Linked DNA regions of Homo sapiens: all the other regions are linked to region 3. Evidence: chromatin contacts called from ENCODE Hi-C or POLR2A ChIA-PET data. All regions are on one chromosome and are shown on one strand. Each heading gives the region's core, a stretch centred on a gene start or an enhancer-like site at or near the end of the contact. The rest is flanking DNA. Distances are from core to core; before and after follow the strand shown. Region 1 has its middle 88 kb from the start of RRAS2. Region 2 overlaps SPON1 (spondin 1). Region 3 holds the start of BTBD10 (BTB domain containing 10). Region 4 has its middle 16 kb from the start of RRAS2.

Evidence for each region. A loop is a pair of places that touch in the nucleus more often than their neighbours do. ChIA-PET counts read pairs that join two places held with the same protein, here RNA polymerase II (POLR2A). Pooled maps may share reads with other maps.
Region 1: a map with no recorded cell type shows a loop between it and region 3 (8-fold over the local background). The contact joins the enhancer-like site here to the promoter of BTBD10 in region 3. A Hi-C loop is called at or near these places in 2 of 37 single-sample maps with no recorded cell type and 2 of 50 pooled maps. POLR2A ChIA-PET finds 5 or more read pairs at or near these places in 1 of 52 experiments (CD8-positive, alpha-beta memory T cell).
Region 2: a loop to region 3 is called in a map of OCI-LY7, with 3 times the contacts of the local background. The contact joins the enhancer-like site here to the promoter of BTBD10 in region 3. A Hi-C loop is called at or near these places in 2 of 168 maps with a recorded cell type or tissue (CD8-positive, alpha-beta T cell and OCI-LY7) and 4 of 50 pooled maps. POLR2A ChIA-PET finds 5 or more read pairs at or near these places in 2 of 52 experiments (CD4-positive, alpha-beta T cell and OCI-LY7).
Region 4: a pooled map shows a loop between it and region 3 (2.1-fold over the local background). The contact joins the enhancer-like site here to the promoter of BTBD10 in region 3. A Hi-C loop is called at or near these places in 1 of 168 maps with a recorded cell type or tissue (CD4-positive, alpha-beta T cell) and 1 of 50 pooled maps. POLR2A ChIA-PET finds 5 or more read pairs at or near these places in 2 of 52 experiments (GM12878 and T-cell).

What each region holds. Positions count from the first base shown.
Region 1 is chr11:14,269,854-14,272,913 of GRCh38, forward strand. No RefSeq gene overlaps it. Among named protein-coding and RNA genes, the nearest start is that of RRAS2, 88 kb to the right of the region's middle. Within about 2 kb of position 1,563, at least 5 of the 41 ENCODE cell types and tissues checked have a DNase peak (open chromatin) inside an H3K27ac peak, as active enhancers do.
Region 2 is chr11:14,077,574-14,080,666 of GRCh38, forward strand. SPON1 (spondin 1) reads left to right here. Exons shown (of 16, transcript NM_006108.4): 5 at 2,326-2,448. Among named protein-coding and RNA genes, the nearest start is that of SPON1, 120 kb to the left of the region's middle. Within about 2 kb of position 1,523, at least 3 of the 41 ENCODE cell types and tissues checked have a DNase peak (open chromatin) inside an H3K27ac peak, as active enhancers do; they include CD8-positive, alpha-beta T cell and OCI-LY7, where a contact is called at or near this core.
Region 3 is chr11:13,461,542-13,464,484 of GRCh38, forward strand. It overlaps BTBD10 (BTB domain containing 10), which reads right to left and starts at 1,681. Exons shown (of 9, transcript NM_032320.7): 1 at 1,551-1,681. RefSeq lists an enhancer at 1,861-2,050.
Region 4 is chr11:14,373,109-14,376,263 of GRCh38, forward strand. No RefSeq gene overlaps it. Among named protein-coding and RNA genes, the nearest start is that of RRAS2, 16 kb to the left of the region's middle. Within about 2 kb of position 1,288, at least 7 of the 41 ENCODE cell types and tissues checked have a DNase peak (open chromatin) inside an H3K27ac peak, as active enhancers do.

The DNA.
Region 1 (3,060 bases), core at 313-2,812, 810 kb after region 3:
ATTTTAATAAGAGAATGATTCATGTTGTTCTTCATATTGCCCAATGTAGGGAGAATGAATAAAAATAAATCCCTTTTGAAAATGAGATGCAGTAACAAATTATAAATAGCAGCCGAATGCTAATTAGCATGAAGCTAATTCTTCAATTTACATCCTTTGAAATCTGAAAGCAAAAGATCTACACTAAAATGTCAAATTTAAATAATGACATCCTGCTTTAGAAACCCTGTTGGTTCAGAAGGCTTCACATGCTCTGTAGGGTGGAGAGCAGAGGCTGTGTCATGGTTCAGTACCACGGACCTAGGTTCAAACCACTGCTGCACCTGAGTACCCATGAGGGTTGGGGCCAGTTATTTTACCTTTTCTGGCCTTAGGCTTCGACACAAACTCTCTCCTACTAGCAGACACCTCTACTCCACCTCCACAATTTAGACAATTCTTACACGTGGGTCTTGATGGTATCCTGTTGTAGGACTCATTGAAAGCCAACTGCACTCCACCCAACCCTCACTTCATAAATAAGTAAATGCATGCACTGTGTGAAGCTGGTTTGGGTTGCATTTCTGTCACTTATAACTGAAAATGTCATGACAAATAAAATATGCATGCATAATTTTACAGTTATCAGAGCAAAATGAAATTTGTCTTCACTTAACATTCATAATATTCATAATGTCTTAACATAAGATAGCACTCATTAACATTTTCTCATACTGTTCTAAATACTCCTAGTCTTTATAACTGATTGGTAATAGTTCTCATATTTTAAGCAGTTGCATGTTTAAGCAATTTTTCTTTACCTCAAATAATCTGTAAGTATTCACAGAAGGGAAAAGGGTGAAAACATCTTATTCAAGTCTACTGACTCCAACACCTGGAGTTGGTATAAACATAGTCCCTCTTTTTCTAGTGTTGGAATGTAACTGTTACTCAGTGGTTCTAACCTGGAATCACTAGCCTACAGAGGAAGTCAAAAGCGCCACCTGTGAAAAACACTCGACTCTCCTGCTCCCTTCCCCACTACACTAGTGCTGCCCAAATCAAGACCTGCAGCCTGATAAGATCCACAAATGAGATAAAGAAACTGAAAGCAAGTGTTTAGAAACTCTTAATTTGACACTGCCATGATATACAGGAGAATGATTATTTTCCAAATAATTCATTTTTTATAACATTTAGAAAAGTATCAGTCCACAACACTGGAGACTAACAATCTTTTAACCTGGCCCTCCAATGCAGATAAGTCTTGAGAAGCTGCACTGTGCCACTCTCCCCCATCAGAGAGGCATGTGCTAGAGTCTGCGAACTAGGTTTCTAAATTTCTCAAACGCTGAAGGATCCAGGTGTGAATACATAGTTCCAGATCTGCATACCTCCCTATCTGTGATTAAGTAACTTGCAGTGGCTTATTCTTATTCCTCTAACCTCCTACCCTGTAAAACAAGATAACTTCCCCATCTTGCCCTGCTTTTGCCACAGAATTTCTCAAAATAGCCCACACTTACTTCCTCCACATCCTTAGCCTCCAATCACACCTCAACTCACTATCATCTGGTTTCCACAACCAGAAGACTGAAATAAATCTAAGGAAGTCATCAGCAACCGCACAAGACCAGTGCAGCCTCTCACTCCCCCATCCTCTGCACAGCACTCAATGCTTTCCACCACCTCCGTGGCTTCCTTCACAAAACAGCCTCGTGGTTCTCTCCAGTTTCTGGCTACTTCTCTTGGCTTTTTGCTGCCTCTTCATCTTCTACCTCCCATGTTTGTTTTCCCCAAAGTTTTACCCTTGGACCCTCTCCTCAAACACTCTCTTCCTGGAGGATATTACCCATTCTTATCTCCTCAATCACTAAGCTCAAAAGAGACAAATTTCAAATCTGCATTCCTAGTCCGAGCAGCCTCTTTTGACCTCCAATTCCCATTCCCCATTCCCAAATGCCTCCTGGACTAACCCTGTATGGGATTGTCACATAAATTTCTATCACTAGAGAGTTGCCTATACTCCTTATTTTAATTAATAGCACCACCACCTTCCTGGTCATCCAGACAGTATTTTGGAGACTCAAACATCACTTGGATATCCCTCCAGTGTTCAGTCTCCTTCTCCCCATGTCACTGCAGTTCAGGTCTTCATTGTCTCTCTTTCTGAAATCATCCATTCATCAAATGGCTTTTCAGCACATGCCAGGCAATATAAACACAACAGACGTGATTCTGCCCTCACTGAGTTTATAATACTAAGAGAACAGATTCCATGATTCCAACAACCTCTATCTGACCACCAAATTTGCACTTCTCTGCCATTATGCTACCACTAGATTAGATCCAGGCACCTCCTGTTCAGAATCCTTGGCAGTTTCCCATTATACACAGAAGGGCCATCCTATTTAAAGCCCTCCACAACCTGATCCCAGTCTATTTTATCATATTTTTTTCCCATTGCATGTAGAATCTTTTTAGGCCAAGGTTCCAGTCCAGAATACACCCTGCATTCTGCCAACTCTGGGCCTTTCTCATCTTTCCACCCTCACTCTTCTCTCCTCTCCATCTCAAATCCTACCAATCCATCGAGCTCCAGCTTAAACACCAATTCTAATTAAGAAGTTCCCTCAGATTTTCCAGGAGAAATATATGCTACAATCCCTTCTGCTGGACAACACTTTTTGAATGCTTTTCCTACTCTGCCTTGAAAGTGGGTCCCAGCATTTGTTTTTATCACTCTAAAACTTCCTGCACTAGACTCTGAGTAATTTGAAAAAAAAGGAAAATCTCCACATTTATCCATTTCCCCAGAATGCCTATTACTGCCATGCACAAAAAAAAAAAAAAAAAAAAAACATGCTCAGTCAAGTATTTTTAATTAAAATACCTTTTGCTAAAAATTACTTTGAAATTTTAGAAGCAATCACTGGTTAAATACCCTTAAGTGATTAAGTGATGTGTTTGAAAAAGACCATTTGATTATCATCTCCTTCTATTTACCTGCCAGTTATCTGGAGGTTGTTTGCTTTTTTAGACAGTTTCGCTCTGTCACCAGGCTGGAGTGCAGTGGCACAA
Region 2 (3,093 bases), core at 273-2,772, 620 kb after region 3:
AGGAACACACCACCATGCCCATTTTTGTATTTTTAGTAGAGATGGGGTTTCATCTCTACTAAATATGAAAAGATCTCTGTCTCACAAGTAAGATCTAAATAGAGATTTGCCATGTTGGCCAGGCTGGTCTCGAACTCCTGACCTCAAGTGATCCGCTCATCTCTGCCTCCTAAAGTGCTGGAATTACAGGCATGAGCTACCGTGCCCGGCCCTGCATACACATACTTTAATACCATGTCACAAGCAATTAAATGAAAGAGACAAAAAAAAAAGGAAAAAGGAAGGGAAACGCAGAAAAAAGAGAAAAATGTCAACAGAAACAGGATAATGAGAAAAGGAAGAAAAAGGGAAGAGGAACAAAGAATACAGGAAGAGAGTTGCAAAGGAAGTCAGTGGATTTCAAGTAGAAATGGGGAGAGAGGGCGGCTCTGGAGATGCTCCATAGCCTGAAATTACCCATGGTTGGCAGACCCTGCCTGCTGTGGTTAGAAGAGGAGTAAGTGGACGATTCTTATCACTGCCCTTTGAAAGCCTGATTCATTTTCAATAGGCTTTTCCTTAGTAGGAAAACAGTATGTCTGTTTTTATTTTCAAACTGAAAAATTTATTTTTCAAATGGGAGCTTAAAAATGTATTTTTCAAATGGAAGCTTATTTTCCTTTGAAAATCCAAAAGGTTTATTATGCATTCCTTTGAACCCTCAGAAATATCGTTAAGTTTACCACCTATATCCGAAAGCCCTTTTGATAAGGCAAAGCTACCAGTTGGCCTTCTTTTGGTTTTTGTAGAGACTATTGCTGCCTCATTTAATAGCCCCTAGTAGCTACAATTGAAACCTCAGCATGTATCTCTGATTTAGAAATCGTAGAGCTATGTAGGGAGGCAATTTTTTTTTTAGCGCATCTTTCTTCATTGAAAAAAGCAATACAGAAACAATAAAAAAGTTTTCTCTCTTTCCTATCTATGCAGACCTATCCAGATGAGGTCTTTCCTGGAGTAATGTAGTGCAGAGATTAAGGGTATGAGTCCTGGACCCAAAAAGACCTGGCCTCCAGTTCTGCCTGCCCTGTTCACTAACCCTGTGACCTTGAACAGGTTACCTAATCTGCTTCAATTTACTGACCTGTAAAATGGGGATAGCAAAAGTACTTACCTCCTAGCATTGTTAGGATTAAACGAGACAATATATGGAAAGAAATCAGCAAATAAAAGGACTCAGTATTTTGTAGTTATTATTATGATGTCTCATCCTTTCATCTCCACCCTAGAACCTAGAATTCACTTCTATCCATCATGGATTTTATATATTTAAACCAAATCAACCCAGTAAATTCCAAAAGGAAGTCTTGTAAAATGCTCTTCCTAACACTCACAATGATTTTAACATTCTTTGCCACTACTCTTTGTATAATATTTAAGAATAAATGTCCAACTGCAAAGAAAAAAAAATTATGTTAATACTACTAGAGGAAGTGAAAAAAAGCAACTGAAGCAAGTTACATCTGTAGTCATTGTTTTCATCTTGCAGGAAGCAGAACAGACTAAAAGCAACAACGTGCAGCTAGAGATGTGGGTTTGACAATCGGAAATACTGAATTTATTCATGTAATCTCTCTTTCCCCACTTATCAGCTATTCACAGCTAAAAATGAGGGCCGAGAGGGAATCTTAAGTTTTTCCTGGCTACTTCTATACCCAGAAGTACAGTAAACCTGAGCTTATGAACACATTTCCACCCCCTACTCCTCCCAGTGAAGTCTCTGAAAGCATGATAAGAAGTGACGTGATTATATATGCATGCCTCTTTTTTTTCTCCCTTCAGTAATTCTTTATCTCTCTCCATTTATTTTCACTGCTCTGCTTCAAAGTCATTCCTTCTGGTCCTGTCATTTTGGTCCCAGAGAATATTTCCTAGAGAAAGCACACATGTGTATTCCTCCTAAAATTTGTTAGAGAAATCCTGTTGTGGGAGGGGTGGGGAAGGAGACCAGGATCCGGAAAGGATGATTGAGTGAATTTTACCCCTGATTTTTCAACATAGCCCCCATCTTAAATATTCTCGAATAGCCTATGGGTTATTGCTCCCACAGATCTTCTCAATTTATTAGGGAAAAAGCTCTCTTTTTTTTTTTCAAAATATTACCATACTTAGAGGCATACAAAATCCTTTATTGCCCAAGTACTGATCTGGCTCTAAGTCTTATTAACTAATGAAAGCTGCATCTTCTTTTCCTAAGGGTTAAGGATAAAATGAGACCATGATAGCACCACCTTATATACAACCCACGTTTACTTTCTAACTTGGTGACTTTTCTGACTGTTTCAGATTCCACATTTGATGGGGTGACTGACAAACCCATCTTAGACTGCTGTGCCTGCGGAACTGCCAAGTACAGACTCACATTTTATGGGAATTGGTCCGAGAAGACACACCCAAAGGATTACCCTCGTGAGTAGAGTGGCTACTCTGTGGTTTGGGGAAAAGCACATTGTCAAAGTTCTGTCTGGTTATAGGGCACACTAGCTGCAGCATGTCAGATCTGCTCCCTAGTATTGGCTGGTTCATGAAATGCACAATCCAAGTATGTATATTAATCAAGACAGGCAGACATTATATGGGTATGCTTTCAGCTTCTTTGCATAGCATTGTGCTATTTTTTTTCTTTTTTTTTTTGAGATGGAGTCTCGCTCTGTTGCCGAGGCTGGAGTGCAGTGGCACAATCTCGGCTCACTGCAACCTCCGCCTCCCGGGTTCAAGCAGTTCTCCTGCCTCAGCCTCCTGAGTAGCTGGGATTACAGGTATGGGCCACCATGCCCAGCTAATTTTTGTATTTTTAGTAGAGATGGGGTTTTGCCATGTTGCCTGGGCTGGTCTTGAACACCTGACCTCAGGTGCTCCACCCACCTTGGCCTCCCGAAGTGCTGGGATTACAGGTGTGAGCCACTGTGCCCAGCCCCAGCATTGTGCTTTCTTATCTGTGATTTTTAAAAATATTCCCAAAGTCATGCTGCTTATATTCAGGTGAGGCATTTGGTAACCTCAATCCCCCTGCAATGACCCTGTCCATGAATTCCATGACAGACCTGCTGGAAA
Region 3 (2,943 bases), core at 431-2,930:
CTATTATAAAAAGCCAAAAGCAGACCACAGTGGTTTGCAACTCCATAGTTAATAATTTAAAAAATTCACATGGCTTAGAGGGAGTGAGAAAGAAGAAAATTCAGACTGGTGGAAGGGTAACATAATTACATAGGGTTAGAAGTCTATCTGAAAGCTTTTCTGGGAGTGAGAAAAAAGGTGAACGAACACAAAAACATTGTTGAAACACTAAAAGCTTTCCTGATTGAACACTGTTACTCTCTGGTGGTTCCTTACCACATTCCATGCTTCAGAAACTTCCTTCCTACTTTGTATGTATTAATATAATAGCTGTTAGGTCATACACGCTGAGAAATATTGGGAAAATTTATAAAACACATTTACATCATCAGAAATAATTCTTCTCACACTTTTTTTTTTTTTTTTTTTACCAGTCTTGGTCCACTTTCAAATCCCTTCCCAAGTATTTTCTACTGCTTTCCGCTTTATATTCAAATGACAACTGCAGTCCTGGGTTTCAGGACTGAACTTCAATCCTGGACAGGCTCTCTAATACAGAAACTCTTTTGGCCGTTATGGCTGCATTCTTTATTATATCTCTTATTCCGATTTCCACAGTCTCTTTCATTGAAAATTTATCCCTAACCCCCTCTCTAAAAGATTTTGATCAAATTTGTGTAGTTGGGGGGTTGGGAGGATAGGGGCGGGAAGGAACTCAGTTGTCCAAATACAATTAATATCCTGTGCTGTTTCATTTAGATTGCTAATTTAAATAAAAAGCATGAAAACTCTGCAAGATAATAAATCTTCGTAAAATAATCTTGTTTACTAAGTGCACAAAGCCACAAGCAAGTGAAGCTCTATCTTTCAGCATGTCTGGACTAGTGACTTTTCATCATGGACTCAGAATACTGAGAAAGGAGAAGCAGGAAATCTGTGAGGCCCAGGGACAGTCACACTGGCCCACACTAACAAATTACTAACCGATGTCTCACCTTCCCCCGCCCCATTCCCAAAGATAAGGGTGTCAGGGCACCTGCATCTGAAGAAGAAAGACATCAGAACCTTTTCCGTGCAAGTTTTAAGAAAACAAAGCTTTACCACACGTAAAATGGTTACAACATAAAACCACGCAGCACGTTAGTGGGGTCTCACTCCTCTTCACCCAGAGGGAGGCTGCCCACCACCTTATCCCCTATTGTGATGCGCCTTCCTCAGGATGTCGCTGCGTTCGTCTGAGATGACAGGAAAGGGGCGGGGCACGGGGTTCCTCTGCCCTGGAAAGGGATGAGGGTATCGCCTTCATCCCCGGAGAAAGGCCCCCGGACTCCCAACCCAAAAGCAGCAGCCGCAAAACTCAAGTCTTATCCCGGCCTCTCCTAATTGGGTGCTCGTGGCCGGAGCCCAAAACGCCACCCACGGTACCCGAGCAGGGTCCGGCCGCCCAGACCACCGCCGCAGCAGCCTGGCTCTCACGCCCAGATTCGCCCTCCGCCCCTTTCCTCTTTCGCCCCGGCCAAGCCCAGCCTCCCGCGCCGCCCCCGCCGAGTTCCCCAGCTGAGTCCACTCACTCTCGAACCTGTAGTCCCCCTTCAGTGCCCACACAAGATTGGGGCAAAGGCCGGGGCCAGTGACACCTCCACTTCCTCCTCAGCCAGATCCCTCCGGAGGTGGCTGTGGAGGAAGCCACTGAGGCGGCTGCGCGTAGCGGAGCCGCCCCGGCAGGTTGCAGGCCGGCTCCTCAGCCTCTTACCGCGAGAGCTCACAATGCGAAGAGGCGAGGCCAGCAGCGTTCTCGCGAGAACGGTGCTCTCCGCCCAGGGGTGGGCGGGGCACCGAAGGAGAAGGCAGTTGAGGGCGCGGCGGCCACGGGTGGGATCTCAGGCGCGTGGAGAGGAAGGCGCCGCGCGACCTCTCCTCACAGACATCAGCTCGGGTCAACCGCGGGCCTCGAGCCCGAGTGGCTGAGGGCTGTTACCTTCAAACCTTTGAATCCCACGTTTTCCCCTTGACTTCCTGTCACCGTTAGAGAAAAGTGGACAGCGTCTCGGTCACAGAGTTGGAGAAATAGTGCAGGGACTCTTCAGGGAGAGCGTTTTCCTCATCAAAGCAAACTGCAAAATCGCTTCTGCCGGCGTGGACCTGATGAGAGTCGGTCGTCGTGAGGGACACCCTCTGTTCCCTAACGTCCCCCGCTGCTTATTTTTAAACGCTCGGTTGGCGGGAACCCCTGTGCCAGCTGAAACTCCTTCAGTTTGGCCGCCTAGGAAACACCGAGAGTCACCTACATGGGCTGGCTGGGCAATAAAAACGGGAAAAAATGTAAAAGACACAGTCTCCGCCTTCGAAGCTTACACCCCCGGGGCAAGACCTACAGGAAAATAGATAATCCCATTATTCTCTGATAAAAGCCGAGCTGCTTGCCATGAGCTCTGGGAGCAGACGGGGAGGCCTTGTTGAGAAAGCCTTCACCTGGGAGTGACAATTGCGCTGAATCTTAAGCATAAGTAAGTTCTCCAGTTTAGGGAAGAGAGGGAAGGGCATTGCAAGGAGAGGAAGCAAAGAGGAAGAGGACCTGGTTTGAGTAATTGGGTATGAAAACAGATATTGCAGCAAGAACTTTGTTGAAAAACCTTTAACCACTGTTTAGTTCGGATGAGAACATTCCCAGGCTCCTACGTGTGATACGCAAAGTATTTTCCAAATCAGTGTTTATGCTAAGAAGATGAGCAGTTGAGCTGGACAATTATAAGATAACTTCATCTTTCTCCTGTAAGGACACTTAAATATCAGAAACCTAAGAGAAACGGGTTATTGTCGTAATTCACTAAGTTATTATAGCCAACATTTTGCTAAATTGGAAATTGCCAATAATTTCAAGTTGTCTACATAAGAGCAATCTAATAGGAATTTTGTGATACAGTTTCTCAGAGAAACTCTGAGAAAATTCTCAGGCAAAAAACA
Region 4 (3,155 bases), core at 38-2,537, 910 kb after region 3:
ATTTTTAGTAGAGTTTTTACTGCATTTTGACTGCATTTGACTGCATTTTGATGTGGAATTTTTTTCACATTTTGAAGTACTTTGGATTTTTTCCTTTTTTTTTTTTTTTTTTTGAGATGGAGTCTTGCTCTGGCGCCCAGCCTGGAGTGCAATGGCATAATCTCAGCTCACTGCAAGCTCCGCCTCCCGGGTTCATGCCATTCTCCTGCCTCAGCCTCCCGAGTAGCTGGGACTACAGGCATGTGCCACCACGCCCAGCTAATTTTTTATATTTTTAGTAGAGACGGGGTTTCACCGTGTTAGCCAGGATGGTCTCGATCTCCTGACCTTGTGATCCACCCGCCTCGGACTCCCAAAGTGCTGGGAATACAGGCGTGAGCCACTGTGCCTGGCCAGGAAACTTTTCTTATATAAACCCTTTGGTGCCTTTTGAATTGTGAGCTATGTGAGTGAATTACCTATTCAGAAAAAAATGACTTAATTGAAACCTTTAAAAAATGAATGTGGAAAAAGATTTTATATTCAGAAAGTTATTTTGAGTCATTTCAGAAACACATTTATTTGTGTAAAGTTAGATGTAACTACAAACCACAAAACTACAAATTGCAATATGTCCAACAAATGTGTACCAACAGCCACCTAGAGCTTTAAAGGTTTAGATAATGTGTTAATTAATCAGAGAGGTAGAAAGAATAAAAGACAGGTTAAGTTGTTGAAGATCCCAAAGTCACAGTTGGGGGACTTGGAAGCTCTCATTATAAATAACATCTCACCTATCCTGTGAACCTGCTATGAGATTAGAATGTACATGTTATAGGTGAGGAGACTAAGGCTAGAGAGCTGAAGGGACTGGCTGAAGGTCACTTAAGCAGAACTTGAATTCCAGGTCTATCTGACCCCAAGGCAAGATATGTGCCAACATCCCCTCAGTGCTATCTATTAAAGATTCAGACCTTGATAAGAGGTGATAAGAGCATTGAATAAGGGGTCATCGCCCAAGGTCCAGGCCTGAAAGTACTCTAGTAAGCAGGAAGGATAGCCATTTGGTCTTTGGCCCCTTTGTACAGATTTTCATGCCAGAGCCAGAGCATAGAGTCCACATCTTTCTGTGACTACAGCATGACAATGCCATACTACAGGGAGGGAATCTATCAAAACTGGTTTGGAAAATATTTTTGACAAACATCTAGTAAACACATTTTTTGTGCACTAAGCTGAAAGTTCTTGAAAGTACAGATCATTTTGCCTTTGTAGCCCCTGGCTCAGTGCCTGGCACATAGAGGTTTCTCAGAAAATATTTGGTGAGTGAATGAATGAGCCAACAGTTGGCAGCACAGTGTGAGGCAATGCAGGAAGTCCAAAGAAGTAAAATACACAGTGCTAGGTTATAACTCAGTTGAGGAGACAAGACAAAAATATCACAATACTTAGGTAAGCATAGGAGACAGGCTATAAATAAGGCCCCCGTGTCAAATGAAGCCTGAGCTACATGCAATCAGAAGTAGAAGAATAGCCCTGTACAGTACAGTGATGGGAATATGTCATCTAGATAGGCAGAGATCAAGAGGAAGGCATTCTAGGGAAGACAATTTCTAGTGGAGATGTTTTATAAGCCCAAAAGCTTGACACAGGGGAAAAAAACTATAAGATTTGGAATTAGGCCCAAGGTTTGAATCCCAGATCTACCCTTTATTGATGGGCACAATTACTTAACCCCTCTGATAAGGATACTATCTCACAAGACCATTGTGAGAATTAAGCTAATTATATTGAGAACCTAGTCCAGTGACTCACTCATGGTAGGTGTTCGATAAATGATTTTTCACCTTCGTACATGGAACCCAAAAGTCTTCAGCCAATGGCTACAGGTAACAGTGAAGAAAGGGTGCTGGCTGGAACACTGGGAGAGATTTAGGGGGCTAAGCTCCAGGAAACAGACTGGGATGGAAGTAATGTGGGGTGGGAGAATGGGACTTCAGAGCCAGACTGAGATAGTTGGACTCTACAGCCCCACCTGTGGCCATTTTAGATGGCTGGTATTAAGGATCTTGTCCTTCCTAGAATGCTAGGCTGAAGACAAACTGGCAAGAAGGAGGACTAAGGAGAGGGCAGAGGAAAGATACTTTTCTCCAAGCCCTGAGATCCTCCAGACCTTGAGCCAGCTGGAGAATAATGGGGAACTGAAGTCCCCCAATAGTATGTGGGGCCTCCCCAGATCCAGGGACAGTCTAAAACTGGATTCGGGTAGTGGGGCCAAGGGAGATCCTCCACTGCTGCCCCTGAACATCACCTTAGCCCCACAGCCTCAGTGAGCAATCCAAGCTCCAAGCCTAGACACAAAGCCCTCTCCTCCTCTAGATCTTAGTCTCCCTCCCTTGGCTTGTTGCTCTTTGCTCCTTCACTTATCTTTGTTTCTGTTTTAGTCTCTATCTCAGCTTTTCTGTCTCTGTTCCAATTGTTCTCTCCTTCTGTCTTTGTTTCTATCTAAAAGTTTCTTTTTCCATTTTACTCACATTTCTCTGAATAACAAGGCATGGCTCCCTGGGAAATTTTCTTTGCGTTACAAAAACCCAAAACAAAGCAAAACAAAGACACCCAATAAGCCCGGGTGTTTTGGTATTCACAAAAGCATATGAATCTAAAAGCCAGTAATAATTTAGATTCATACCTCTATACCATAAACAAAAATATATCTTAGACTATTAAAGAGTTAAACATAGAAAAGCCAAATCACGGAAAAACTGCAGGAAATTGAATTTACTATTTATCAGATCTTTGAAGGAATGGTAACTTTCAAAGCATTAAAGCAAAGAAGAAATCATGAAGGAAAAGATTTTTATTACAGTGGTACATGCTTGTAATCCCAACTACTGGGTGGCAGGTACAGGAGGTTAGTGGGGGGCAGTGGTGAGATGGGAGGATTGCTTGAGCCTAGAATTTCGAGACCAGCCTGGGCAACTTAGTGAGACCTCATCTCTCTTTTTTTTTTTTTTCTTGAGATGGAGTTTTGCTCTTGTTGCCCAGGCTGGAGTGCAGTGGCACAGTCTCTGCTCACTGCAACCTCCGCCTCCCAGGTTCAAGTGATTTTCCTGTCTCAGTCTCCCAAGTAGCTGGGATTACAGGCGCCCGCCACCATGCCTGGCTAATTTTTGTAT